2 separate regions of the Mus musculus genome follow, and region 2 is linked to region 1. The links are chromatin loops, found by intact Hi-C in ENCODE. Cell type or tissue: gastrocnemius. All regions are shown on one strand. Each heading gives the region's core, and the rest is flanking DNA. Links, peaks and the distances in the headings are about the cores only. Region 1 has its middle 33 kb from the start of Pigm. Region 2 holds the start of n-TRtct5 (a tRNA gene).

What was found. Hi-C counts contacts between places; a loop is a spot of excess contacts. Peaks named below come from ENCODE experiments on the same cell type or tissue, not always from the same donor. Only the 100,000 strongest peaks of a DNase experiment are listed, where the experiment ranks them.
Region 2: it touches region 1 in a loop (7-fold over the local background); 27 of 42 quality-filtered maps call a loop at or near these places.

What each region holds. Positions count from the first base shown.
Region 1 is chr1:172,402,245-172,417,669 of GRCm38, reverse strand. No RefSeq gene overlaps it. Among named protein-coding and RNA genes, the nearest start is that of Pigm, 33 kb to the right of the region's middle. In gastrocnemius, for the core only: CTCF peaks have their summits at 6,666 (motif pointing left) and 8,460; DNase peaks (open chromatin) are centred at 5,242 and 6,666; H3K27ac peaks cover 240 bases.
Region 2 is chr1:173,389,803-173,405,227 of GRCm38, reverse strand. n-TRtct5 (a tRNA gene) reads right to left here and starts at 14,899; the gene lies at 14,826-14,899. It also overlaps a transcript of Aim2 not described here. In gastrocnemius, for the core only: a CTCF peak has its summit at 6,406 (motif pointing right); DNase peaks (open chromatin) are centred at 6,434 and 7,584.

The sequences.
Region 1 (15,425 bases), core at 3,801-11,800:
TATTCAACTTCATGAGCCTGTTAGGAATGTCTCTCTTAAAAAAAAAAAAAGTCTTCCTTGAGATGATCGTATCCTTAAAAGGCAGAAGGACCTTCAGTGCTCACAGCACACGTGTGTAAATGTAGGTCTTTTTCTTTGCACCTCATATTTCCACATATATATGGTGAAAAAAGAAAAAGACTGGAAAAGCCTCCTCCACCATACTAACATCAACTATTCTGGTTGTTGGGATTACAATGACATTTTCTTTTCACTTTTGTGCCTATGTGCTTCTTCCAAGTCTTCTGAAATAAGTTATTATTAATTTTATGAAAAAATGTGGTTTTTTTAAGCAATAAGATGTGAGAACAACAAACAAAACCATTCTTTTTGTTACAAAATAATTTTTTTACTATTTACACGCAAATCCCTACGCTTCTTTCACCTCCCAGTTCTCGATGATAGACTTAGAAAAAAAAAAAAAACAGGTTTGTAAACAGCTATAATTAAGGTCTGAAGCATATATTTCAAAGAGGCCAAGAGACAAAGACGAAATAAGCAACTGCCAACTAATGGACGATTGATCCTTAGGTCCAAAATGTGGGTGACGCCTGCTCTGGATTTACACCATGCATTTTCTGGATTTATATCATGTGTATCTGCTCAGTAGTATTCAATCAAATGGGTTGACATTTGGCCAGATTCATGGCCCATGAATTTTAACAGGAGATAAAATTTGATAAAATCTATCAATCTCAATGCTTAGTTTTCCAAAAATATTTATGTCAGCCATTTATCTACATAAAATATTTAAGGGACCATCGACTCAGCCTGAGATCAAATATGTAGGAGATACATGTATTGCATTAGGAGAGTGTCCCAGGCTGAACAGCATCTTACAAAGTTTATGCTACAAGGATGGGTTCTCGTCTGGAGACTGGGTCTTTGCCAATAAGTTTTTAACTTATTATGAACTTAGAAAAGAATTGATTGATCGAAGATAAAATGAGGATATGTGATTATTGGGAGGAGAGACTAGAATAAAAATCCACAGTCAAGATGGAGTTCTCTCCGGCAGGGCTGGAGGAGGGTTAAACTTCTGCTCAGAGCATTCAACAGGAGGGATTTCCACGTAGGCCTAGACCTGGGAGCCATTTAGTTCACACTGTAATTTTCCCTTCTCATGGGAAGTCACGCACCCTCTGCGGCCCTGGGAACTGGATAGGAAATACTGAGGCCTTGAGGATCAAGACTGATAGGGAACTGAGGACAAGAAGTGTCTGCCAGGTGCATCAGCGAGGTGGGGGGGTGGGGGATGGGAGGGTGGGGGAGGGCTCTGACATTGGAAGGAACATGGAAGTCACCACTTCAGGTCCAGTGACATCAGTGTGAGGCACCGATTTCAAACACTGAGCGGACAATGCATGAATCTCACCTCTGTACTTATCTGTTACTGGAAGAGAGAGAGAGAAAGAGAGAAACTTGGATCAAGACACTACTTTTATATTCAAGACATGTCGCATGGGAAGTGTTCAATTACAGCTGATGGCACGGTGACACATGCCAAGCTCTTAGGAGGCAGAGCCAGTGGCCCCACAACTAGACAAATAAGGGCTCCTAACCCCTTTGAGATGTTCCTGGCCCCCCCCCGGGGGGGGGGGTTCAAATCTAGGTTATCAAGTCAGTGAAGTTACCTGACTTACAGTGAAATCTTGATCATTTCCTTGAAGGACTATAGATAGTGCCATGAGTTGGTTTGTTTGTGTGTGTGTGTTTCAGTCCAAGTAGATCTCTCTGTCATCTAAGCAGAACATTTGTGAAATGAATGATAGCATATATTCAAGGACCCAAGTAAGAGAACTGTTAACCAACAAGGTAAAAATCTCCTAGAGGAAAAAAAAACAAAAAAACAAAAACAAAACAAGCCCCGCCCCCACCCCAGCATTTCCAAAGCTCGGAGGAGGGTGGGGAATGAGTTCAGTGTCTAGGCTGGGAGCCACCGGGCACCATTTACTGATGACCGATGGCAGAAGAAGCAACAATCTTGATGTGCCATGAGGGCACGTGGAGGAAAGTGGAGGGGACTGGGACTAAACCATGTTTGAAATCTGAGCTGCGTGAGAGGGAGTTAGCATTTGCCTGAGCATCTCTACGCTGTAAGCCTTCCCCTGTTACCTCAGTGGCTCGCCCTCTCTGGCCTGACTGGTACTGGGGTATACAATCTTAAAGAAGATTCTCATGTTGAGCTCGCTACCATACATGGGGCCCACTGCCATTTCACAAAAGAAAAATCTAGAAAGGTCAAGTCCCCCTCCCAAGGTCACCCACCTTAGTGGTAAAAGAGCCAGGAAGGGAAGAAGGTCCGTCCTCCATCCCAGGCTGTCTACCTATCCGTCTAGACTGCCTTGCCAGTCTGCAGGAGAGTTCTGAGGTTTGCTCTTACAGCGAGTACAAGCTTGGTTGGCACAGTGACACTTGGCACAAACTTGGCACAGGCAGGAAGAGATCATGAGTTACGGGACAGCCTGAACTACACAGAAAAACTCTGTGCCGATAGATAAACAGGAAAGTAATACGTACAGATTCTTGTTGGGTAGCCCAGGCTACCCTTCTCACTCTGTGCTTCAGACTAGGCCCTTACCAGACTGAATCATTAACCAGCCTGGAATTAATTCTCTACCCCAAACCTCTTTGGCTTTCCCACCCTTTCACTAACTGGATTATAGTCGCTAGCTTAGGCTTCCTGGGCCCTCTGCTCCTCTCCTACATCCCATACACAGACATACACTTGTACACACACAAACACACACACACACACACACAAGCACACATGCATGCACGTGTGAGCTTTCCAACCATAGCCAACAGGATACAATCCTGCATACTTGCCTCCCTAGAAAGACAAGATGAGGAGTGTTGGAAAGCCCTTTCCATCCCTGAGACGTGCGTGGACTCCTTCCTCTGTGACCAGGAGCTCCAAACTCACTTCCCACCATATTGTTTGAGGCACTGAACCAGATGGTCCAAGGTATCCTCCCATCTCTGCCTCCCCAACAGTGGGATTACAAACGCATGCCACCCCCCCTGAGTGTTTTTTGTAAATCCTGGAGATCGGAAGGCATGCTTGGGAAGCAAGTAGTTTACCTCACAAGCCACCTTCCCAGCCCTTATCAGATTCGCATCACTTCCTGCTGGCAATGGCCCTCTAGCAGAGCTGCCAACTCCCAACTCCTCTCCTCCCTGATGAAGTCACCATGCCATCCATATCCTACTGTGTGTATCTCTCTCAGCATGAGGGGATCTCACAACGCCCCAGTCCTTCAGTGGAGAGAGCCTGACTCCTTGGCATAACCAGCCTTGCCTCTCTGTGTTCTGACGCTCAGTTTCTGGTCTAACACGTGTCAGACTCTGCTTCTCTTTTGCTGTGATCAAACTCTGGCTGAATGCAACTTCGGGGAGGAAATGGTCTATTTGGCTTATAGGTTACAGCCCATCGTTGAGGGACAACAAGATAGACACTCAGGACTGGATCTTGGAGGCAGGAACTGATGTGGAGGCCATGGAAGAGTGCTGCTTAGTGGCTTACTCTCCACGGCTTGCTCTGCCTCCTTTCTTGTAGAACCCAGGACCACATGCCCAGGGGTGGCACTGCCCATCATGGGCTGGGCCCTCACTCATCAACCAGCAATCAAGAAAATGCCTCATGTCCCTGTGTGATGGAAGCAACTCTTCAATTGAAGTTCCCTTTTTCTAGGGACTCTAGTTTGTGTCAAGCTGACACAACCCATTCCCACCTGCTGCAACACTTGCCTGCAACACCCACCTGCAGCCCCAAGCACTTGCTTTTGTGGCAGTGGAAACTTATGTGTCCTTCCCTGGCTGCTGCTTGGCTAACACCTTCGAGCCCTTCAAGACTTCTCTTCCCTGGAATGCCAGCCCTGTCCTAGTACCAGTCATAGCTGCCACCACCTTCTGGGCACACCTCCCGCCCAGCAGTTATCACTGTGTGCCAACAGCCTGTTTGTTTTCTGTCTCTCCCACCAGACTTTGAGCTCCTTGAAGGCAGTGGTTATGTATTATTCATTTCTGTCTCCAGGCCTAGCTCCACCAAAGGCAAAAGATACAGCCATAAATGGACAAGGGAATGGTGTTGCTAGAGCACTTTTCCCTGTGGCCTACCAGGGTCAGCCTAGTGAAAAGACCAGGGTGTCTTTGGTGCTACAAGGATGGGGCAGTAGTTAAGCAACGAGAGTTATCACTTGGTCCTAGGGGCTTCACATAATGGATGAAGCTTATTCTGCAGGAGGTAGTGGGCGTGACATCTTTGGAAATGAGTAAGCGCACCTACATCCTGATTAAGCCTCACTCCACAGACAGATCTCACACCTATCTCCCTAATAGGTTCTTATGCTACAAAGCACTAAAGTCCAGCTCTCTTCCCTTCTCCTGCCCTAAGTTGCTATCACACTATGCCCATCTGAAACTGGGTGGGCAAGGAGGTAGACACGAAGGGCTAGAAAACTGCACCTGCTCCCTAGACAGTCAGAATGTTACTTTGTTGTTAGAGACCCTCAAAGGTACAGATAGTTGTTTCTGCGGTATCACAGACCAAGATGCGGGGGCATTCTCCCACACATACGCACTAACCAAGGATCCTCCAAACATTTAACATTCTCATAACATTGTTACATTGTAGTTTCTACACTACACAGGAGGAAGGTCGTGAGAATAAATAGCCTAAGAGGTCCACCATGATTTTGGAGAGGCAAAGTGCCACCTAACCCTACCAATACATCACCCTCCTCCTAAATATTCATTAACAAAACAACAACAACACAACAACAACAAACCCCAAAACTTCTATAAACCACAATCAGAACATGCTGGGTTGCTTCGCATCTTGAGGTTGTCTACTGCAAATTCACTGGAGTGTTTGCTTTGCTTAACTTTGCTAAATAAACTGATGAAACTGCATATGTCTCTTCTGAATTTGCTTCTTCAAAAAGACGAGAAGCAAGGGACCTGGAAATATCTCCGCAGCCAACACTTCCCCATCCCCCAGGCTTTTCTGCTGCCTCCCTCAGTCAGGATGACTCTTCATCCTCTGCCTATTCCTGCGCTGCTGGAAGGAGCCCCCCCCCCTCTTTGGGGTCAAATGGAAGGACACTGGTGCCCAAACTCTTGAAGGTACAGACTCCAAGACCCCCTCATTGCCATACTGTGGCTCTCAATGCTGCAAGCCGCTGACTGGTCGCCTAGCGCCACCTAGTGGTCAAATTCTTCATCCCTCTCCCCTCCAATCAGGCCTCCCAGTTTTCCCTGCTATCCTGCACACCACTCACACCCTCTCACTCCCCATCCACCCCACCCCACCCCGCTTAGGAAAGAAAACCTTTGAAGACCCTAGGCTGTGGAACCACAGACCAAGGGGTACAAGTGTTAGCATTCTGTCTGAGCTCCACCCCACAGTTACCTGGCAATAGGCAGGTAGGCTTGACCCACTATAAAAGGGGCTGCTTGCCCTCTCCTCTCTCTCTCTCTTGGTCTCTTGCCTCTCTCTTGTCTTCCCCCTTCTCTCTTCACGTGATCATGGCCAGCCTCTCTCTCTCTCTCTCTCCCTCTCTCTCTGTCTGTCTGTCTCTCTCTCTCTCCCTCTTAACTCCCCTCCCCATGCCCTGAATAAACTCTATTCTATACTATACTGTTGTGTGGCTGGTCCCTCAGGGGAAGGGATGTGTTGGCATGGGCCTGCTGAGGCACACCCTTCCCCCATACCTCACCACATCTCCTTAGAACATATTCCCTCTTCTCTTTCTCTTTTTATAAACACATCAACAGGTACTCCCCGCTGGCAGCCAGAGCAGGGTTTGAGGCATTAGACCACGATGTCTGGAACTTTCTCCCTCAGTCCTCAGCCAACCAGCAAGGTCTGCTACTCATGCAGAAGGTGGGGCTCTTGTCGGTTCGTGTGTCCTTCAGAGAAATCTCTGAGACCTCCTGAGTAACTCCCTGAGGAGGGGGAAACTGACTCATCTATAGTTTGACTCATCTATAGTTTGCCTGAAGTAGGGTTGCCTGAAGCCTGGATGGGGAGGAGGCATCCAGTTTCTTGACCATGCATTGTCTAGCCCAGACTTGTTTTGTTTTAGAGCCTATTTCTGCTTCAGGAAGGAGTTAGAGATGAAGAGTTAGATAGCCGTAAGGTCAGAAATATCTTTATTTGACCTATCAGTTTGGGCCAAACAACTCAAAACTATGTGGATGGTCCAGGCTTCCTCCCTACAGCCTTCCAGAGCCCAGCATATAGAAGAGTGTCAGCCTCAGGAGAAGGTGGGAATTTCCCCCCTCCCACAGTCTCTGCTTCCCCTGCCTTTTACAGTAAATTTAGAACTCTGAGTTTGGAGGTACAATTTGGGGTTAGTTATTCTGCTCATGGGCCGGAGACACTTTGGTTATTTGTGTTTTCCTTCCTCCTTTAGCAAAAACTATTATTCTAATTCAGTTATGTGTTCATATAAAAGCAAATGTAATCTAGGCTGAAATCCTGGTTGCATATTCGTTATTACACTTATTTTTACTTAAAATTATTTCATGATTCCCCTAGAAAGTCTTTGGTCCCTAGACCACATGTTAATCAATGTGGCCCTTGTATCTTGAAAGGGAAACACTTGCTGCACCCCCTGCCGGTAGAAGCAGCAATAGCGGTCTCTAGGACCACAGGGAAGTCTTGGTCACTTTGTAAAAAAGTGTTGGGGCCCGTGGTTCTTGATAGCCTCTCTGTATGGAAATCTTCAAAATAGCCAGAAAATCAAAGATCCAATCAACTAACTTACCCTTGGCTTGTTGTTTCCAGAATCTATATATTCTCCTGTGATTAGAGTTTATGGCATTGGGATGGAATTCTATCACTGTGAAATTGCATGACCTAATCCCATCACTTTGAGAGGCTGAGGCAAGGGAACCATGAATTCAAAATAAGCTAGGGTTACATATCTACATGGTAGACTTTTTTTTTTATCATTAGAGAGATAAAACTAAATGAGGGTGGGCCCACAAAACTGAGAGACCCGTCTAATTCATCAAAGCAGTCAGTACCATAAGGTCTCACACCAAACACTGCTACTTCTTGGAAGCCAGGGCTCAGTAGCCTGCTCGGCTATTTAATAAACTGGAACTTTTCTAACCAAAATATTTTTTTCTAAGCATTGGATCAGGTAAATCAAAGCCTTGGCTCACTGGCTGGAAAGTTAGGAAAACATCTGTATTTACTGATTAAACTTCTTTGGCCGTGTTAATAGAATCCTTGCATAAGCACATCACTTGGTAGAATTTAACAAATTTGTTCTGGATTACTTTTATAAATAGAACAAACGAATACTACATTTAAAACTAAAGCGGAATGTTTTGCACGATAAATGATAAAAAGGATGGCTTTGCATTCCGAGAGTTTCTTAAACCCAAAGAAGAAATATCAGGTTCCCCCTAAGTGGAGGGGGGCAAGGTGCACCTGTAGGAGATTAGGAGTGGAGTGTCCGGTTTTACATAAATAATTGTATTGTATCATGAAATTGTGAAACCTGATTTGAGAACCCAACCACACAGCCTCTTAAGTCCCACCCCCCGCCCAGTTCCCAGGTTTTTAAAGAGAAAAACTTAAAGTCGTCAGTATTTTTCAAAGGTTTCTAACTGAGAAAGAAAGAAAGAAAGAAAGAAAGAAAGAAAGAAAGAAAGAAAGAAAGAAAGAAAGAAAGAACAAAGAAAGAAGGGAGGGAAGGGGGAGGGAGGGAGGGAGGGAGGGAAGGGGGGAGGGGGGAGGGAGGGAGGGAGGGGGGAGGGAGGGAGGGGGGAGGGAGGGAGGGAGGAAGGAAGGAAGGAAGGAAGGAAGGAAGGAAAAAAGAAAGAAAGAAAGAAAGAAAGAAAGAAAGAAAGGAAGGAAGAAAGAAAGAAAGAAAGAAAGGTAGTTAATGGTGACAGCTAATCTTTGTTTTCACACGTCATCTCATTCATTCTCACAGCAGGGTGTAATCGTGTTATTAGGTCAAAGCCAGAGGAGGTTAAAGAACCAGTCCAGGATAGCACAGCTAGGCAATGTGCTCTGGATCTCACTTCGTTCTCTAATTCCTCAGAGTTCTGTCTCTGACACAGTGGAAGGCTTTGCTGAACAAAATGAAGATGTGAGCCACTTGGAACAGCGAAACTCTGCTTCTATCTGGGGAGCTTAGCGTAAAATAACCCCCCTTTTTTACCTGTTAAAAACTGATTTCAACTAAGATTTGTATGTATTACTAGTCATATAACCTTTTAAATTTTCGATCACTGTTATAGTATAGTTTTGTTTTTAATTTTCATATTTCTTTTGGATTCCCCCAAATATTTGCAGGAATTCTAAGGAGTCTTCAGACGCCCAAATGATGAAATTCCAAGTAAAAGTCAGCTCGGGACAGACATACAATATCGTAGCCTGTAGCATCACCTACTGGTATGTTTGTAGTATTGCAGCCATCTTGGGTTGGAACTAAAAGGAGCAGGTTGGGACTAAATAATATGATCTCCGGAGTAACAAATTCTTTTCCTGAAGAGAAAACAGAAAAGTAGCTTTAATATCTCCCAGCACAGCCAAAGTACTGAGTCCTGGTCCTGGGTTTCCATAATTAGCTGTACAGATTTGGGTAGGTCGTTCCATCTTAAGTACCTTGTCTCGAGGCTTTTTTCAGTTATGTTCTTCAAAACACTAAGCTCACTGCCAGACCCCTTTACAAAAGGTTAGCCCGTGGTGTGACTTCCTCTTCAGACCCAAATTCAGGCAAGTCTTATCCCTTTCACATATACAAGTTTTTGAATGAAGTTCTTTTCGCAAAGACTTCCACAACGCTTCAATAAATTTCATCTATGCATGTGTGTGTGTGTGTGTGTGTGTGTGTGTGTGTGTGTGTAGAGTGTGTAGTTATGGTCAGCCCATATCAACATTTACTGCACCTACAACTTTTTAAGGCTCCACACTAAATCTTTATGAGCTATAAAAACAGGAGTCCCAGCGAAGAACTCAGATGTTGGCTGCAGGATAAGGCAAGTGCGTCATCTTCCCGGTCTTTAACAATCTGGTCCATCAATTGGAGGACCCCCCCATGAGATATTATCTCTGATTTTATAACAAAAGTCAATGGGGGAAGAGAGAGAGAGATTGGGAGGGAGGGAGAGAGAGAGAAAGAGATCTTTTTATAGCCAATCTAGCTGGAAGGCATCTTTGCTATAAAACTAGTGTTTCAGGAGTCTCTGGGGGGAGAACTCGAGACAGAGCTGAGCTCGGAGGCCATCACCGTGTAGCTGTGTTTCTTCTCGTGGGAACTGAAGCGATTAAGAGATTTGTGGGCATTATCTATTGCGTTAAGCAAAGTATATAAGATTCAGGTGTCCTAATACAAATATCCACTCTTTATCATCAAGGGCATACATATAAAATAGCAGCAAGTGTCCCACGATAGTTCAGTTTCTCTTAAAAGACCAACTTGTTTGATTTCTAAAAAATATTTCTACTGGAGATTGGGAAGGAATTTATTTTTTCAAATATTCAAGTAAGGCAACAATCATATTCCAACTAATTACTATTAATCATTTTCTCTGATCTTGAGGTTTTTCTAACAACTACAGCTTATTTATTATTCACAGCATTGCCAGAAAGTGCCCCCATTTTGTTCCCCTTTTCCAGAAGAAGAGACTGAAACACACTTATTAAATAAACCATGAAGTTACAGTTATGTCCTGACTCCAGCTGCAGGCTCCCTGACCATTCAGACAAGCCAGAGAAGCCTCCTCCTGCACAAATCTAGGAACCGCAGAGGAGCAACTTGGCTGTTGCCTAGCGTGGTATGCAAGGACACAGAGTCAGTCAACAGCTTTCACGTCCCTGTCTCTTAGCATCTGCCCATTGTGCCCTATTACAACCAAAGGGAATAGTTAGTATGCATTGTAACTTCACCAATCAGCTCGTTTTCTTTCTCAGGTTGGGCCCACTTGGGTGGTGTTAGAAAGAACGTGCTGGCAGGTGCCACATTCTAACAGGCACAGAACCAGAGTGACGATACCTCTCCTGTTCTTCCCTATCCTAGATAGTTCAAGAAACACTAGACAGGATATGTGGTTTGCAGGTCCTGGCTGAAAATAAAGTTTTTTTCTCAAATATCTGATTAACCTAAGAGCACTGCCACGGACACCCCCCCCCCGCACCCTCCCCCCCCCCAGTGTCTCCAATCAAGGAGGAAGACCCGTACTCCAAGGGCACAGACAATTCTCAAGGGGGGGGGGTGGTGTCCTAACTTTTCAATTATCTTCCCAGAAATGGGGCCAGTAGGTTGGTTCTCCCGGTCAGACTTTACCAGCATCACAGACCCACAGAAGGACAGGTCTGCTCCGATGGATACATTCTGTAGCAAGCAAAACAATGAGCTGCTCTCAGAGGAATGACATAATCACCAAGTCTTTTCTTCCCTTCTTGTAATGTGTATAATTTGTCTTCTTTTGGAAAGGTACCTGTAAATTTTAATGCAATTTTCTTGAGAACAATAGCAAAGTCACAATTTCCTAATCACTTTTGTTTCCCAGGAGGGAAGGAGAAAACCTTAACTGCTTGCTGAGTGACTAATACAGGCCCTTCAAGGCCCACAGAGGAGAACTGAACCAGAAGTCTTCCAAAAAGAATGCTATCCCTAATTTGTCAGACCCTTTAAGGCAATAAAATATTGTATATGCAGCGATGAGGCAAACCCACCACAGTCTGACTACAAATCCTTAGGTGACATTGAAGCAGAAACAACTCAGGACTACAGGACTGGAGAAATAAACACACACACACACACACACACACACACACACACACACACACACACACACACACACACACGTGCCCTGAGCATCCAAAGAAAACACTAGTCACAAGATTTCTGGAAAGGAAGAATATTAAGGACATTGTCCAGTCTCCCATCTGATGCATTTCTTTTTCTTTTCTACAAGATGTTTGGCAAATGATTGGCCTCCCTGCCTGTTGTACAGAGACTTTGAGGAAGAGACTGTCTTATTCAACACCACAAACAAGAGCTTGTCCCTCGGGCGACTATAAATCTTGGGTAGTGTTCGGTTTCCCTGCCAACCTGCTAAATAAGCGCGAGTTTTTCTCAAGGTACCGACGGGAAAACAGAGGCTGCCCATCACTCTCCGTCCACTCTGCCCTCCTACCCGGCTCAGGGAGGCAGCTTGCTGCACAAGAGGCCCACTTTTCAATTTGAGGATCAATACAAGCTAAATAGGTGGTATTTCCAGCCCACAGGGGCAACCCAAGCCAATACATTTAAAGCTTTCCCTTGGGGATTCTCTGATGAACCGACCTACAGGGTAGAAGAGAACAAACAAATCATTGTGTGACAGAGTCCACAGAGGAGTGCGAGTCACAAGTCACGCTGTCGCCCAGAGTCGAACACCACCACCATCTGGGCTGTCAAAGTCAAACACCACCACCACCTGGGGCTGGAGTGCTTGCTTGCTAGCTCGCTCTCGACCCCAGGCTGCTCTAGGCTTGTTGGAGCTACCACTGAGAAAAGAGTGGAGATTTGCTTCCAGGCAAAGCTGCCTTGTCAGATCCGCAGATAGCGGATGGAGGGTGGAGGGTGGAGGGCAAGGGATGAGAAGGTGGAGGTGGGATGGGGTGGAGGGTGTGGGTGGGATCGGGTGGAAGGTGGGGGTGTGGGGGTGTGGAGGGTGGGGTGGAGTGGAGGGTGTGGGTGGAGGGTAAATGGGTGCTGGTAGAGCGTGAGAGGGTTGGGGTGAGGGTGGAGAGTAGGTGGGACACAGGAGTGTTCCATGATAGTCATAAGAGGTCCCTTCTGGTTTAGGTGAGGCCGCCCACCTCTCACATGCAATGTCACTTCAAGGGTGGTTTTAGTGAGGACATTATAAATTTGTTTCCCATGTTGAGACTGAAACATTTCTGCAGAGACCCATCATCTCCAGGAGACCCCACCATCCGTCCCCATCTAGACAGATGAAGCTCGTCCATTGTGAGGGAGAGAGCACAGAGAAAACTGAGCAGGCACGAGATGAGAGCCACCGTGAGAGCGCCCGGCAAATTTAAAAGAGCTGTCTGAATTTATTCTAGTAAACGATGACAACGGCACTTTAAAAAAAAAAAATCCTATGATCATCCAGATAGAAAACAAAACAAAATAAGCTGTTCACGCCGAGAAAAATAGCAGATTTCTCTTCTGCAACCTTGAATGGAACAGTGTCACTCAATCGCAGGACAGATAATAAATCTGTATAATGGAAAATGATACAGCTGTGAAAACGAGTGCAGTCCGGGATGCGAGGCAGTGCAGGTGAGAGGCAAACACATACTACTGAGCAAAAAGAGTCTCCTACAAACACGAATCTATAAGACAAGACACAGTTAGTTAAAGGATACCCAGGTAAGATGTAAAAACTGTAACCAGCAATCAAGAACACATTGTTTCAAAAATCAGTATAGTGGATTCCTTTGGGGGACCGAAAGGGGGTACAGTTGGAAGCAAGTTCTAAGTACTGGTGATATGTCTTTGCTGGGTAGTGATTTATGGGTTGTTATTATTATTATTATTATATAAATGGCCAAGCATAGTGGCCCACACCTTTAATCCTAATACTCAGAAGGCAGAAGCAGATGGAGTTTTATGAGTTCAAGGCCAGCCTCGTCTGAATGACAAGTTCCAGACCAGAGAGGTAAACAGTGAGACCCTGTCTCAGAGAAGAAAGTAATAAATTACATAATTGCATCCCATAGGTTATTCCATATATATGATTTATATCACATTTTAATTTTGCTTTAAAAGACTGATGAGACAGCTCAGTGGATATAGGCACTTCTGACCAAGCCTGACAACCTGAAGTTGAACCCCTGAATCCACGTAGTCAAAGGAAAAGAACCAAACATTCTCCTCTGACCTCCACACATGTGCCGTGACAGGCTTGCACACCCTCGGATGCACGCAATAAATAAACAAACAAACAAAATATTATTTGTCATTCAAATAGAAAATAGTATCTATTAGGGTTCTCCAGAGACACAGGGCTGCAAGGATGGATGCAGGGAAAAGATGTGCGTGAAAATGATTTCTCATGAGGGACTGGTTCAAACCACTGGGGAATCAGAAATGTCCTAGTAGCTGCCTTCTTTGGCTAGAGTCCCGTGAAGTATGTAGTCCTAGTTAAAGCCTGAGACCTGAGAACCAGGCCCCACAAAGGTATTAGTCCCAGTCTTGGTCCTCGTGGAAAAGAACCAAGACCATGCCTAGGGGCAGAAAGATAGGCACTCTCATTCTTACCTCTTGGCAAATCTACTCTTTCTTTCTCTTTGTGTTCTATGCAGGCCCTTAACTCGCTAGTGACGGCTCCACCTTGGCAGGGAGAGCTACACTCAGTTGACTGATTCAAAGGCCCAAGAGACCTAGAGATGTCACTTTGCCAGCTACCTCTGCAATTTTGACTCAGTCAAATGACATATAAAATTAGTCATTGCTATACATATGTGTATACATGAAAATTAACTTTCAAAGAAATTAAGGAACATATCAGTTAATGCAAGAAAAAAATTCACCATAGCAACAGCGAAGACTTGACTATGTACATTTAGGATAACGTTGGCAGAGTACAGAGGGATGAGCGAGGGCATTACAATGGGCAAATCTTACTTTGAAATGAGATGCAAATTTCCTAATTATTTTTAAAAGGCAAATTAGATTAATAAGTATATTAGGGTACATTAGGTAGTGTTAAATGTTGTTAGGATTTATAATAAAAGAATGCATGTGGTTCAACATTAGAAAATCTTATTATAAAGCATTAAATTTAGAGAAAAGCCACAGGATATCAATACATATGGAAGTCATTTGATGTGGTAAAATTCAACAAGCACAGCTTATATTAATAAAACACAGGGCATCAGAAACTCATAGAACACATATATTTTGACAGTGGAAAATGTTTACTGCATACTTAAAAGTCAGATGCCCAGACATCAAGACAGGTATAATATAAAGGTGTGGGCTAGCATGCTTGGCCTTTGTTACAAAGCTTCTAGCCAAGTGTAATACAGCAAGAAGAAAGACTGAGAAAGTGTACAAACTGAAAAGGTAAGTATTATAATTTTTGTGTAGTTTACTTGAAAACTCAGAACTAACTTCAGTTTTTCCTAATTCTCATAATTTGTTCAATTGCCAAGATGATCGTAGACATTAACAGCAGTGGTTGTAATCTTAAATGCCACAAGGAACCAGCAGACACCAGACATGAATGAAGCTCATGGGGACTGTTAGAATCTACTGTCACCAGCTCTGTGTGTTTGTCCGGAGTGATTTCGAGTCCGGCAACAACCACTGTATTGCCAGACAGGGTAGTTTCTTCCAGAGACATTTGTAAAGCCAGATTTTGGAATAAAACTTCCTGGTTTTTACCTCTAGACAAGCAATTCAAAAACTACCTGAACCAAACTCTTCTGTAGGTTAGGAGCCTGAGAGGTGGCTCAGTCTGCAAATTGCTCGCCGCGGAAGCCTGAGGGCCCAAGTTTGCAAGGGTAAGGCTGTAACCGCAGTCCTTTGGATACAGAGGACAGGAGGCTCTCTGGGGCTTGCTGACTAGAAAGTCTAGCTAAACCTGCAAGTTCCACATTCAGCAAGAGACCCTGTCTCAAAAAACAAAGTAAACGATGACTGGGGTAGACACCTGACACTGACTAACCTCCACACGTGGACTGGCTAGTGTTGTGTGTCAAGGTCACCAGGGAAGAAGTAGCCTCCTTTGAGGAAGTGCCTCCATGAGATCCAACTGTAAGGCATTTTCTCAATTAGTGATCAGTGGAGGAAGGCCCAGCCCATGGAGGGTGGTGCCATCCCTGGGCTGGTGGTCCTGGGTTCTATAAGAAAGCAGGCTGAGCCAGCCGTGGGAAGCAAGCCAGTAAGCAGCATCCCTCTATGGCCTCTGCATCAGCTCCTGCCTCCAGGATGCTGCCCTGTTTGAATTCTTCAAAGATGAATCGTGCTGTGGAAGTGTAAACCAAATAAATCCTTTCCTCCCTTATCTGCTTTTTGGTCACAGTGTTTTGTCATAGCAATCAAAACCCTAACTAAGGCAACACACATGTGCACAGGCATTCACACCCACACAAGAACAAGTGCACATACATATACACAGAATACATACATCTTCACATATGTATGTATGAACATACATGCACACATATATTTCCATAGGCTAGATATGATCATGGGCCTCTAAGGTGCAATTTTTTTTTTTTTGAGACAGGGTCTTACATGTAGTCCTAGCTGGCTTGGAACTTACTATGTAGACCAGGCTGGCATCAAACTCACAAAGATCTGCCTGCCTCTGGGATTAAGGTATGTGTGTCACCATGCCCTAGTAATGTGCAA
Region 2 (15,425 bases), core at 3,302-11,301, 990 kb before region 1:
GCCCTGGTGATTCTCTTACCTTTGAACAATGCCTCTTCTCTTTTTGTAAGTCCCCTGTTAGCAGTGTGAGGTGTGACTGGAGAGGTAAAGAGCCTGGGAGGCAGTGACAGCGGGCCCGCAGGGAGCAGGGCATTGGCATGCTGGCTGTGCATTCATGCCTGACTGTTTCTCCCAGAGGAACCGCAAAACCTGAGTATGTTGTGAGCTGGTAACAGCACATCTTGTGAAAGCTTCCACTGAAAATCCGGACCATGATGGGAATAAATATGCAGCATGCCAGCAAAGCCGGATAAAAGGAAAATGACAGATAGACTACACACCTGAGTAAGCTTTATAGCCAAAACCTACCCAACTGCAGGCATCTACTGCTTATATAGTAAGTGAAACTTGTGCTCAACCAGAGAGAGTAGATTTAGGAGACAAATATAAAAGAAACAATAACAATCATAGTGTCAAGGGAAAAGAGATCCTTGCAAGCCCACAACATTCTTCCTATCAGAATGGGAGAAGTCCATGTTGCAATCTTTATGGCTTAATAAATGTTTACTATCGTTCCTAATGCAAAGCTCAGATAGTATGAAACATTTGTTCATGGTACCGTGATCACAAACGACTGAATAAGAATAGATAGTCTGGGAGAGATAGAGGGGACAAACACAGATGGCGCCAGGCAGATCTGCATCCAGAAGCTCTCCAATTCACATCAACACGGTCTCTAAACCTCGGTTTGTTCATTGCTAACATTGGGACAATTTTCCAGGGTTCTTGTGAGGATTGGAGGCTCATATCTGACCTCTAGAAGGAAAGAGGGAAGACGGAAGGTAGAGATACCAGGTGTTCATGCTTTAGGAAATGGGAGGAAGTCTCTACCTGAATGTCAGGACACAAAATGTTAGGTAAATAATATGCACACATCCATATCCGAATAGACTATGGAAAAAAGAAAGAAAAAAAAAAAAAACCCGGGTGGTTCTTTTAGCTGGTCCTACCATAGCTATAGGAATTCCAGGCTACCAAGCATTTCAACTCTGGGACTAGGAATACTGAGCAAATGGTTATCAAATTAATTCCCTCCCCTCCACAAAGACCCAAACCCCTCAAAGCTTAGAAACATCCCCTTCTTTGCTGCTTCTGACTTTGAATTCCTTAGAAGAAATATTTCCCTCTTTCTGAAGCTTTCGAACATATTCAAGTGGTAAGAAATATTTCTTGTCTGAAAATGGAAGTCAGGGATAGCAGGTACAGGAGGGAGGGTTGGGGGACGAGGTGGTGGGGGATGCATGCCAACATGTCTCCAGCCTGGGCATCTCCATGCTTTTCCTGCACCGTGGCCATCTCAGCAGGAGGCAACCGGGTGACAGCAATGCCTGCACTTCACAGAGTCTCAGTATGGTCAGTAATGAAGATGGAACCTACAGTTGGCAGAATCACTCTGAAAAGCAATAAAGAATCTACTGACAAGAGCTAGGTAGGAATATAACCTATGACTTTGTAATCCTGTGCTCTGGATTAGAATTATTTATAATCTGAAATAACTCAATCTAGGAGAAGCCAGTATATTCCAGCAACATTATTTATAATGAAACAACAAAACCAAACAACTGCCTGTAAATAAATGGCCTGTCTATCAAAGGCATGATGTGTTAATGTTGGGACTGGAGAGGTGATTTCATAGCTAAGAGCACACATGGCTCTAGCAGAAGACGTAAATTCAGTTCCCAGTGCCCATATGGGTGACTCACAACTAACGGTAGAGTCAGACACCATTTCTTGATACTCTATGATACTCATGTACACATACACACATGCACACACATATACATAAACACATACACTCATGCACACACACAAGTACACACACAAAACTCAGAAATAAAATCAATCTTTAAAAGGAATTCATTCATAAATTTTGTGGCATATTTATAACAGAGTATTATGCACCAATGAACATAAACTGAAGGGCATCCAAGAACATGAGTAGATCTCAAAAATGTAATAATGAAAGAAGCAAAAGAACCTCTGAGAAGAATGTGTTCCCTCCGCATAAAATTAATATGCAAAATGAAGCAGACTATAAATTGGGAAGAACTGTATAAAGATAAAACTGTGAGGAGTGCTAAGAAAATGGCTGGTTACCCTGGGGACCAAGGCAGAGATGAAATTTGAGCCCAAAGACTTCAAAAGAAACTGGAAATATTCTCATTTTAAGCTGACTGGTAGGATCAGACGTATTTATGTCTGTAATTACACTTTTAAATTGTTCTTATGCCCTCACCAACTTGGGTCTATGTATATACTAATTAAATCCTATTATTGCTATGCCTGTATAATGCATATGAGCATTGAAGCACAGATGCCAGCATAGCTGTGGTGGTTAGAGGACGACTTTTAGGAGCCAGGTCACTCCATCCACCACAGGTTTCAAGGTCTGAAAACAAGTCATCACACTTGATTGCAAGTCTTTTGACTCACTGAACTATCTTGTTAGCTTGTCTCTGAACATTTTGTTCCACTACATATATTAAATATATGTGTGGTCCCTTGGGTAGCCTCTGCTCTCCTTCCTCAGCAGGAGTCAAGGGCTACCACCAGGGTCAGCCTCAGCTACCAGAGTCTGAATGTTTGTGTCACCCAGTAATTCATATGTTCAAATCCTAACCTTTTGGGAAGGAAAGTTTTTGGTATTTTCAGCAATGAAAATATAAAGTCGATGGGATAGCTTTAAAGGAACAAGGCATAATTCTGTGAGGCTGAACAGTGTAGCCTATGACTCAGCGATTTTGGTTCCTCCGGGATCCCTAATGGGATCAGAGTACATAAGAAAGAGGACTTGCTCACTTTCCACTATTCTGAAGGTCCAGCAATACTCCTGAAAGCAAGACCCCACTAGACACTAAATCACTGGCTTTGAACTTCCCAGCCTCCAGGACTATGAGAAATAAATTTCTGCTTTCCATAAGCAACTCAGCCCACAGTATTATGTTATAGTAGCTTGAACGGACCAAGACAATGAGAGCTGTAAATTTTATGAAACGATTTTGGAACATGGAAAAGAGCACTATACATCAAAACGCACAACAAAATGTAAGTTTCCCTGGTTCTGCGCCCTGCCCCTTTGTAAGTTGCTTTTAAAACCCCCTTCTGGCACATATATGTCTTTTCAATACCTCTTACAAGCCTTTCTGTAAATTCCAAATCAGTTTTTCTCACCTTACAGAATCAAATGTTCTTACCAGCTCCTTGCCCTGAAAGCACTTATATGTATGATTTTAAATCTCATCAAGAACTATTGACTTCCACGACAAAATACTTTCAGACAGGAAAAGATACTGCTGCGTAGAAATCTAAGCGCACCCAACAGGAAGGGAGATACAACAGAAACTGACAGAGACGACCTATCTGTCTTAGGAATGAAGAAAATGAGTTTCACTGTCCCAGGAAGAATAGATTAAATAAACTGTACACACACACCAGGCTGGTGACTTTCCCCTTGTTCAAGGGGGAAGCAGGACACATCAAGTTGGGGAGCCTACACCTTGCCTGTCAACTAATGTTCTGGTAGGGGTTCAACTTCCTCTTCTCCTCTCTGTTCCAAAAGGGAAAAGGAAACTTCCCCTACCAGTTCTCAACTCTCCATCCCTTACATTACAGAAGGCCTGACAACGCGCGCGCATGCCTCCTTTTTTCTTCCAAGCTCCAACTTCCTCTCTGCATGGAGCGGTCTCACAGGACCTGCCGGCTTTGCTTCCCAGGTCTGACAGCAGACCTTCTAGTTTCCCCAGCATCTCCAGCCAGTGTCATTTCTTGACTTCTATTTGAACAGTTTTTAAAATGAGGCATTCCTTGTTCTCCTTCTGAGACAGTCTTTCTTCCTCACTCCAAATATTTTTTGACCACTTTTAAAACATCGATCTGCTCTCGGCCATTTGACTGTTTTCTACCAGGATCTCTGCCTTAGATTTCCCTTTAGAGTTGAAGCCCCATTTACCCAGTTGGTTTCCAGGTATATCTGCTTGCACCTCTTAGACACCTCAGATTCAGTGTTGTTATGATGGGGGTGGCCTTCTTCACTAGACACCACGACGAAGCCCCCTTTTCTCACAATACTCCGTACTTCCCATTTGCTCAAGTCAAGAAGCTAGAAATCTTACCCACTCAGGCTTTCCTCCTCCGGTAGTCTATTTCAACCAAGTCTTATCCAATCAACATCTGAAATGCCTTTCAGACTCACTTCTCCTCTCCCCTGCCCAACTCCATATCTGATAATTCATTATCTTTAAAATGATCCTCAAAACCTGTCTTCCCTTCAGCCATTCTCCACAATCCAGCCTGAGGAATCTTTCTGAACTATAAATCTGAGCATTAGTCACTTTCCCTGCTGCATGTGAATATACATGTACACACAGACACTGAGACGCAGAGACAGGGAGGAAGGCAGCTATGCACACATCCGCATGCGTGCACACACGTGCATGTGCACACACACCCATGCACACACACACACACACACACACACACACACACACACACACACACACACACACACACATACAGACACATAATATACTTTTAGTTGCTAGTATGTGCCCTGGGGTTTAAAACAAACCCATTAAAAGAGCTTGTCAGCCCTTGTCCCTATCCCAATCTGTCTATTAACATTAAGCTTCTCTCTCAGTGCCTGGTTCTAAGTTCCTGTCACTTCTAGAAAGTTCTCTCCACTTCCAGTATAATATATTCCCCATCATGCCCTGGGGTGACTGAATGATACCTGTCTTCCATACTACATCAACTCAGTCAGGTCCAGGGTCATGCTTGCTTCATGCCTACCTTACCCTAGTGCCTCTCAGACTCTGACCCAACTCAGGTACTTCACAAATACTGGTTAAGTAAATGGTCACACTTTTCCCTTGTAGCATTATTCAGAATATTTTATACTGGCAATACTCTAAATCATGGATTTGCCTGAATTTGTATATTTACAGTGATCATTAGAGTTATTGACTGAACTATAGGAAAGAAAATAATTAGAATAAGCTATGTCTGATCTCTCATTGGCTGAAAAAAACATTGAAGGAATGAGTGACTTAATGAAAATTAGAAATTGAACACACTTCAGTTACATGACCTAAAGATGTGAGAGAAAGGTTTTTAACAGTGGACTCAGGTTAAGATTGACGGCTTTCTAGGGTTGATACCTTCTAAGGTTTCCCACTTCCATGTTAGCATGCCTATTGGTGATGTTCTTCAGGTCTTGTTTAGGCAGCCATGTTGGTGAGATGAGCCATGGATGCAAGGTCTCTGACATTTCTAGGAGACACAGAATTACAGCAAACTTCCTGAGGCCTCAAACCTAGATAAAAATTACAGGTGACTAAGGAATTCTGAGAGTGGGAGAAATAGTCTTCCCTAGAAATACTCTTGGTATCTTAATAGCAAGTGATCAATCCTGAAATTATATACATAAAAGTTACATATATAATGTGTGTGTATATATATATATATATATATACACATATATGTGTGTGTGTGTATGCATAATGTACACACACATATACCAACATATATATTTTGTGGACTGTTATATATATAAACTTCACTGTGTTGTTCTATGTATTAAATAAAAGGAGGCCATAAATTTAAATTTGAGGGAGAGCAAAAGAAGTGAGGGAGGAAAGGGTAGGGGAAATGATGTCATTATATTTTAATTTCAAAGATTATTAAAAATGTATTGCAACCTGAAATAAAACATTTTTTAAATTATATACCAGGTGCAGTGGCACATGCCTGTCATCCCAGCAATCAGCAAGCTGAGGTATGATGATGTCCATGAATTCAAAGCAAGACTATTCTACACAGAAAAGCTCTGTCTTAATAAAATCAAATCAAATCAAATCAAATCAAATCAAATCAAATCAAATCAAATCAAATCATACACAGCAAGCTATTTTATTTAAGAACCAACTTAGACAGGGGATTGACAGATGTGCATTTAGTGTGCTCAAATGGGGTGGAAACAGGTACTCAAAAACATGTAAATTCAAGAAATTGCTTAATGACATCAATTAGTATTTACAAAGGTGGATTTTGCATTATCTGTGACTTATAAAGGTGTAGCCACCAATATCCTTCCTATGCTCTCCATTTCAGGTATTTTTCCATTTTATCCTCTCCTTTTACAAGGCAGAAATGAGGTTTATAGACAGCAATGCATTTAAACAAGATACAGTTTTTGCACTAAAGACCAAGATCAAGTCAGAAAAGAACACATTTAATCCACAAATACAAAAGAATAAAAAAGGGTACCTAAAAGAAACTGAAAGTCAGAATCCACAGAAGAAAGCACTAGAGGCAAAAGCATTGACTTTTCTAATGTAAATTTCAGATTTTGTTTGGGAAGGTAAACATTACCAAGGATTCCAGCAGGTGGCGCTCTGAACCAATGAATGAGGAACTGTCCTCAGCCCTACCATATTTTAGGTAATAAAATCAGTTCCTTTTGTGACACTTCAAATATGGAGTCTACACCCTCTGTAACACACACACACACACACACACACACACACACACACACACACACACACACACACATTTCTACAGTGAAACAGTCTGGACATGATAATATACCTGCACAGGCATGTAAACTGAATGTGTTTCTAATAGCCAATCTATCCTCTAATGGACCCTTCATACTGCCTAGTAAATATTCTACTACTCATTCGTATTAATCTCGCACTCCATATAACAGTCTACATTTCTGTGCTTTCTTCAAACATTGAAAACACATGACCTTCTCACTTACTAACAGGAGGCATAGGAGCTACCACACTGCCACAGCCACCATTAAATGAAGTCTTCTTTCTTCTTGTGCAAATCTATATGCCCCCATTCTCCTCCCAGCAAGAGGCCAAGGAGCTGGCCCTCCGGTTACCCAAAGTCACGGTTTTACTGGTACTCCTCTGACTGATGCTTCTCCTGCCTTCTCAGAAACCTGAGCTGCCGTATGCTGTTTAACATCACACTCTTGAACACTCAAACTCTACCTCTCAATGATTTTAGTTATGAGGCTTAGGGTATATGATACATGCACGTCCTGCTCACTAAAATACAAATGAAGCAGGTGGGCCTGTATATATAACAAGTTCAGCCATGAACATATCGTTGCTGAACCTCATCAGTAATGAGCTGGAGATGGGGTTCAGGGTCAGAGTGCTTGCCTACCATACTGGGCATGGGTTCAAACCCCAGCACAGTAACAGCACATAAAAGATTCAGGGAAATCAATTGAGGGATAGGTAGAGAGTGGTATTTCATAATACTTTTCTAGCTAGTTCTCTTTATTAAGGACAAAGTTCCACAACACGCAGTCAGAAACAAGCCTTCTCAGACTCCCGGCCTTCTTCCAGCTCAACACTCCCAACTTCTAGGCGTCTGACTTTCCAGAGCTCACTGCACGCCTGCCTGCGCTCAATCTCTTCCCCTCCACTTCCTCCAATCTCGCTTCAAATCTCATTTTTTTTTCTTTTTACCTCCTGCTCCACAATATCATCGCGGACCTCTGAGTCACTTTGACAGACATGTTTTCATTATCATTTGGTTGACTTCTCAGTAGCATGTGACACTCAGCCATGTCATGCTGTGAACCATTCCCTCTGCTGTGATGGGAGCTGTGGTATTCTGTTTCCCCATTGTCTCTTTCCCTCTCCAATCTTGCTCTAACTCCCCTCCGTTCTGTCATTCCAAGATGCAGCTTCTTGGTTCATGCTTAAGTTCTTTCTCCGTGAAGAAATGTGACGTGCCCCCCCTTAACTATCTCAAAAAAATTCCTCAGAAACTAAAGCTCTGAATTAAACTGATCTTTTCCTCCCTCCGATCTCCTTAGTCCCTTGTTTGTTAGACTATAAAGTGGTACACAGATTATAAAACTGGAGCGCTTCTTGTCAATCCTGCCCCTTTCCTACAGTTTCCGAAGCATTAACAACTCCTACAATCCTACTTCAAAAATACTCTTGCATCTCTTTGTATCCACCATTAGTTAACTCTCTCCAATTGAACGTTGCTTTTGCGGCTTCAGATGGGATCATATATTGCGTTCCAGCATCTCTCTTGATGTCCTTTTGCCCTGTTCTTTCAGTAACAGCTGGGGAATTAGTTCCAAAACACAAAGCTGTTCCTGCTATTCTCTAACTTTAGTATCTGCAGTCCTCTCTTCTCCCCAAACCCCCTCCCCACACACCTTTTAAAGATTAAATGGTAAAATGTCTTCCAGGGATCACAGGACCCTCTAGAGTCTTCCTATTGCTCCCCCCCAACCCCGCCCCAGCTTCGTATCAAATCTCCCGTATGCCTTACAGTCAAATAAAACTGTTTTTTAGTCCTTTATACGGGACATTTTTCCCTCCTACCTTAAGACCTTACTTAGCATGTGCTATTTCTCTGCCTAGAAAGTCCATTTCTTTGTTGTTAGCCTGGTTACTTTCTGCTTATCACTTAGATTCTCGTCATTCCAGAAAAAGCTTTTGCATAGCCTCTGGAACCCGCCCCCCCCCCCCACACACACACACAATCTCTCCATAGAGATCTCCTACATTCACAGTGCAAGTTTCTCAGGTATACCTAGGATAACCTCATCGCCTTCATCATTGTATCTGGCTTGGTGACTTGCACATACTGCATACTAAATCAATATTTGTTAAATGAATAAATGAATTGATATTTGTTTGTGTGGACTTGTAGGTTTCTGGTCACCTCATCTGTATCTAGGCTCCTTCCCTTTCGTCTCTAAATGGGTGCACAGGAACCCTAAACTCATTTTAATATTAATATAATTGTGTTTTTACAAGTCATATGTTCCAGGAAACGGAAGGAAGCATGCTAAGTACCACTTCTACACCAAGATCTGATATCAAATAGTAGCTGTTGTACCTCAAAAGGACAGATGAAAATCGAGGAGAACTCAAATCTCTACTAAATTATCACAAAAGTCTAGGACTTAAGCGAAATGTGCTTGACACAAGTTCCTTTAGAACCTGCTGCCTGAAATCTGGGAGTGAGCAATAGCGCTCTCTCTCTCTCTCTCTCTCTCTCTCTCTCTCTCTCTCTCTCTCTCTCTCTCTCTCTCTCCATTAGACGCACATGCACATTTAAGTAAAAAATTAAAAAGCTCTGTTAGAAGTTTGTACATAGCTGAAAAAGGAAGAAAAAAAAACCTTTCATGTTTGCTCAAAATAAATTTAACTGGTTCTAAATTGTCTGCTATTTTAGGTGGTACATTTCCTGAAAAGTGGTCTGGAGAGACAGCCAAAGGAAGACAAGATTATTAGGGGTTGTTAGCGGCTCCCAGCAGACATGCTACTGAGAGTCTGACTGAGATGAATCCATGGTAGGGAATTCTCCAGGAAGGTCCCTGGCCAGTAATGCAGCAACCAACGCCACATCTCCTGCCAGTTCCCCAGGCATTTGCTTTTAGCCTAATTCTATCTCTCAAGATCTCTCCTTCCCTCGTGTTCACAGACACACCTGCCCTGGCACCCCGTGATAAAGGTCCTACAGGGCCTAGGAAACCCAGTTTCCAGAGCCAGCACAAGGATTGCCAACCTGCTTGTGTTCCCCATTACCCCACACACTTGGAGAGAAATTCGGGGATTTCACAGTGATTATCGGGGGAAGAAAATGTTCTTGGAATAGAATCACTACTTAAAATATGTTGAACATTTCTCTATGTCTACCTGGACCCCACTAAGCAATAGCATTTTCAAGAACCAGACTCTTGATCCTGGTTAAATCCCACAAATCCTCAATACAAGCAATCTGATGACTGGTTGAAAGAACCATCCATAAACAAAAGAGAAAGGAATCGGTGTGGGCCTTTCCAGTGTAACCAAGTGTCTAGACACACCATGTACCCTATTTAATTCCGTCTTTTGCATGGGTCCTTATTTTGAGGTGAGCAAAAGGAAGCTCAGAGAGGTCCAGTAGGTGTCCCCAGGAAAACAGCAAAGCTTCAGATTCAGACACAACTCTGGGCTGCTCTTACTGTACCCACAGTTTGCCATTTACCTGATCCCAACACACAACGTGTCTTGTCATTTATTCTCTCAAAAGATTCATCATGGAAAACTATCTTTAGCACAGGAAGAAACTTTCTGTTTTGTTTCATAGCCTAAGCAACCTCTAAGGATGGCATAGAGGAGGTAAAATCATCATATCCCTTTGCATTTTCAGAACTACTGGTGGCGGGGCGGGGTGGGGTGGGGGGCATAAACACAAGACTGTTTTACGAAGAAGCATCTCTCTGTAAATACAAACAAAAATGAACAGTTTTTTTTTCTAGTAGGTGACATCTATTGGAAGCCACAGTGCCTTTGCAGGACTGGGCCCAACATATCTGTAGACCTGCCTGCCTATCAATCTATGTCTCTCTTCTTTCAACAGCCAAAATTATCCTTCCAACCTCCCAACCTCTTCCCTGGCTGAGATTTACCAATGTGTCCTGCACATTGTCACTAGCTCACAGGAAAACCTAACCCACAAGCTGTTTGTCACTATTTATCTGAGACTCCAGAATTGCTCCTCCAATGTGGTTTGAACACTTGGTAGAGAACTTTCTGTTGTTGTAAGGAAAGCGGGGGATCACTACTGACCATCGAGACAAGGGAAACCTGGGGATTTTGCTTCTTGCATTCCAGAAGCTGCCTGGTAAGCAGGGACTGCAATTGTGGTCTTCACTGACAGAAACAGTGTTACAGATGAATCTCCTATTGATTTCTTATGCATCAATCATTAAGAAATTCCATGTGTTTGTTTCAACTACCTGAGTAAGAAGGTTGTTACCACTAAATGGTATTTTAACTACACAAATGGGAAGGCTACATTACCAGTGAACCGTGTTTCAAGATAGAAAGGGAGACATGGGAAAATATCAGATTTAGCTAAGTAGAGGCCATTTGGCATCATTCAGTAACATTCCTACTCTTAAACTCTGAATTCATCTCTCCAAGTTGGACCCTACCTAAGGTGTCTTGGCCCTGAAATCTGACTCTAATTTATTGTCATTCAGACACTCACTGAGACACCATCCCCTCCAAGAGGTTCCCCCCAAACCACTGCTCTGCATGTCATTCTCTACCTGACTCATCCCTATAATTCCTTCCTTCATCGCACCTATCTGTGCTTCAGATTCCATGGTAGTGTTTACCTGTCATTTGGCACATCCTAATAATATTCATCCCATAGGGAGGTGGGCTCTGCTCTCTCAGATGCAATTGCCTAGAATGATGGGAAATGGCACAAGTGAGTAGTGGATAAATGCTGTAAAGAGAATGAATTAATGCATGAAGAAATTGCCCATGTTCCAGCTCCCTGGGAACTAAGAGGAATCACTTTCTTGTTCCCATCTTCATAATTCATAGCCAGTCTAAATCAGCATTAATTCTTTCAAATATATCCATCAAATGCCCAACATATTTCAGGTACTGAGAATACAGTAATAAATAAGACAGATCTCCCCACATACTTTGCAATTAATAATAAGCTCCAGCAACTCTAAAACATTTGATCCCTAAAGTGTACTGACGTTATAAAAAAAAATCTGAAGTGGAAACTTCTAGTTTCTTTGGAAAGTCAGTTATGTCAAATGATGGTTTGCTGGGGCACACAGGTGAAAGGCTATTTTGCTGGAGCAGACACGGGAAAGAATGTTTTCTTGAAGCAAACACAGGAGAAAGGAGGTTTTGATACAGCAGAAATGTGAAAGGCCCTATAATGAAGGAGTATAAATATGACCCCACAGACAATGGGGGACAAGCATTGAGCATTGGTTTGGTTGGCTCTGCCTCACTGTTCTTCACTAACGACACACATGTATTGGTTGGCCTTACATAGCGTTGTTGATCTCCACTAGTGGTAATGCTGCCATCGAGAGAAACTCTCCAAAGAGCTGTTCATGAGATTCTTGGGGCAGCTTGTCACTTCTTCTGCCTCACCTCAGGCTGGTTGGTGAGCCTTTCCTTTCCGGTTCTTCAGGATTGACTACAGCTGCTGGTTCCTGTGTGGTGTCTGCCTGCCTAGAGGACTGGTCTGCAGCTGCTGAATCACATTGGGTGTTTGCTACGGGACTCAAATGCTGGCAAAGAAGATCGAGCTCACCCCCAAAGAGCTGTTGCTGAACAGGTCCACTTCCCTCTCATACTAATAACTTTCCTCTTCCACTACCTCTGCTGGGTGGTGGGCTAGATGAAAGGTCAAATGTTTATTAAAAGTTGCAAAAGATATATGCCTACAAAAATCTGTTACTATTTTGTTTTGAGTATCTTTGAAATACAATGGTTTTAATATTCACAAATTGGGAACTATTCCTCATGTAGTAGGAATAAAATTGTTATCACACACAGATGAATTTTTAACCAATATAGAAAAACTTGATATCCTTCAAGTTCTCAAAACATCACTCCTCAAGATGGACACATAAAGCCAAAAGCTAAGGGAGGTTTAACTATGTGGAAACTTCTAGATCCTTTCAATGAAGTGGGTAGGAAATGTCTCTACCTAGCTAACTGAGAAGAAAAGTCCTCTTGTGAGGCACAGAAGGACCGTTGCCTTCAGAAGGACACTCCCAGCTAGGAACATTCTGACAGTTCTCTTTCCAAGGTATTCCAATTTTGCACCAGTGTTGTGTAACAGCATACATAAGCAATGACTTAGAGTCCCACACTGGATCACTCAACGGCCAGACACTTTTCCCACAAGGAAAGAGGTTGGGGTGACTTGTAAACAAACAGAACCTTCACATTTGTACAGAGGCACACCATGGACTTTCTTTCTCACTAATTTTCATATTTCTAGAAAAGATCACATAACCATTTCTATAAGTAAGCAAAATAAAGTTCAGAAGGCAGCTACACCTTATGCCAAGAATCTCTGATTCCATGCTAGCCATCAGCAAGAAAGGCTCAAGTGAGGCTCGGGGCACAGAACTTCACATAATGAGAGGAGCTCACCATGTCACATCATGACCAAGAATGAACAACCCTCAAAGAAAAGCCTACTTTTGTGCAACATACTTCCCCGCCTTTATTCTTAGCTTGGGTCCTGATGGTTCCATGACATGCAGTTACTAATCTTGCAGACTTGTTAGCCACAAGAAGCTTAGCATGAACCCCGGTCCTTGCTCTGACATTTGCCAGTGCACGTAGAAACAACCTCCTTCCAATGTTTCCTGTTGCTAACCAGGGATGTGAGATGAGGACGAGAAAGGGAAACGTGATGTTGAGATTGCGGTTGGAAAATGTGACTCATCCCTTGCTTATACTCCGTCCACTTACTCAGACTCCTTCCACACACACTAATATTTTCTCACAGCTTTGAGTTCAAACCCAATGAGAAAGAATATGTCTAACAACAAATAAAATGCTCCATGAAAGATTTTTTTTTGGAGGGGGCTGGATTTCTGGTCTCAACTTTAGACTCCATAGATCTGATGAGTTACATGTGACTGAGCATCTTCTAAGATAACTCAGAAAGGTGGAATTTTTGTTTGTTTGTTTGTTCATTCGTTTTTTCTGCTTATTTTGGCTCTGACTACAAGACTCTTCAGTCCCTTTAAAACTCCTCTGCTTTAAAAGATGAGCAGAAGTTTCATCTTGCAAATAAACATACTTCAGAGGGGAAAACACCTGCCTCTGGCCAGAGTATAATCCTGTGTTATCAATTCCCTAAGCCTAAACATGGTTTGGTTATGTCCCAATATGTGCCTCCCTTTTCCTGCCCAAACTTCCTCAGAATGCAAGTAAATGGTTGTGTCCTCTGGTCTCCTTCCCAAAAAGTCCCAGTGGGAGAGAGGCTGACTGTCTCCAGCAGGCAGGCAAGGGAAGGTGTCTTCTCAGATTTCTCAGGATCACCTGAGGTGGAGGTCAGTTCTCGCCAAGGGCAGCTTCATCCAGATGAACATATACAGCAGTAGCAATGTGCAAGGGAGGGAGCCAGGACAGCCCCAAATAGAAACCCCAGCTAGAGGCCAGTGTGACCAGGCTCCCAAGCTGGCTGGATGCAGCCTGTCAGATGAGACCTGGGAAGGTGTCAGAAACTAATAAGGGTTGCCAGGGGAGTGAGAAAGCAGCTTGCTGGGCATTATAAAAATGACATTCACATACACATAGGAGAAACATAACAAACTTCACCCTGAGAGCATTTAGGGGAGGCCTTCAACTTCCTGGGCATAAGTTCAGCCAACTTGCTTCTGGCAATTAGTGGGTTGTTTTGTAGTTTATTCTACTGAGATGATGAGCAGAGTGTGGTAGCATTTGACCTTATGGATGGATATGTGAGTGATGAGTCGGAGCATCCGAAGTGCTAGAAATGCAAAAGAATAGCTGACAAGGACTGTGAGAAATTATCCTCTGTATGAACCCCAGCTGTTCCCTCCCCTTAAAAGGAGCACTTTGGTTAAGGTGGGCATTATCTTAGAGAACAACTGGCCATTTCCCCTTTCCATGTGGGTCAGTCTGCCCCTAGGTTTTCTCAGAGAGAAAGAGAGAAAAAAAAAAAAGGTAGGAGCCAGAGTGGTTAAAATAACCTGGGTTCAGGCATCATAATTATTTTGTGTCTATTATCCCATCACGAAGCAAAACAGTATCAGTTGAGAAGAAACATGTAGCCGAAAGGAAGAGAGAAAAAAAAATGAAGATGGAGGGAAGCAAACGGGAGAGAACGTTCAGGATTCCTGAGGAAAGAGCTTCTCTTTCTCTTCTTGGAGCCTCAAGGGATGAATAAATATAATTACCAACCTAGCATGACAACATTCAAAACAAAAGAGGCACATGCCAGGTGATCATCTCTGCCGGGACTCGAACCCAGAACCTCTGGATTAGAAGTCCAGCGCGCTCGTCCATTGCGCCACAGAGACCTCACCACACACACAGCATCAGCACCAGAACTGAAAAAGCACATACCTTCTGCATCACCGAGCCATCTCAGCATCCTGCTCTCTGAGCGGTGGGGGGGACAGGGACAGCTGGAAAATCTGGAGTGGAGATCCACCAGCCGGCTCCATCAAAGGTTTTTGCAATATTGTGAGTCTTAGGTTCCTCGGAGGATTGGAAGAATGTGACAGTAGTCATTTTCCAAGTCCCAGGATCCCGGAAAGAGCAGGGCAGAGGCAGGAGCCTTTGCTCTCTATCGCTCCCTGTCCCTAAGGGAGGATAATGGGAAAGTCTCTCTATTCTTATGCTAATGAAGCAGAGTACACCCAGCCTGGCGGAGAAGGCAGAAGCCATCTCTGCTTCCACCCCCATTTCCTCACTGTGGTTTCATCCTGGTCCAGATATTCTCAGGCAAAAGGCTGGGGAAAGCTGAGGGATTCAGGAAAAACCCCCGATTCCAGAAACAAAGAATCTGCTGCTATATAAAAACACAAAACGCAAAACCCTCAA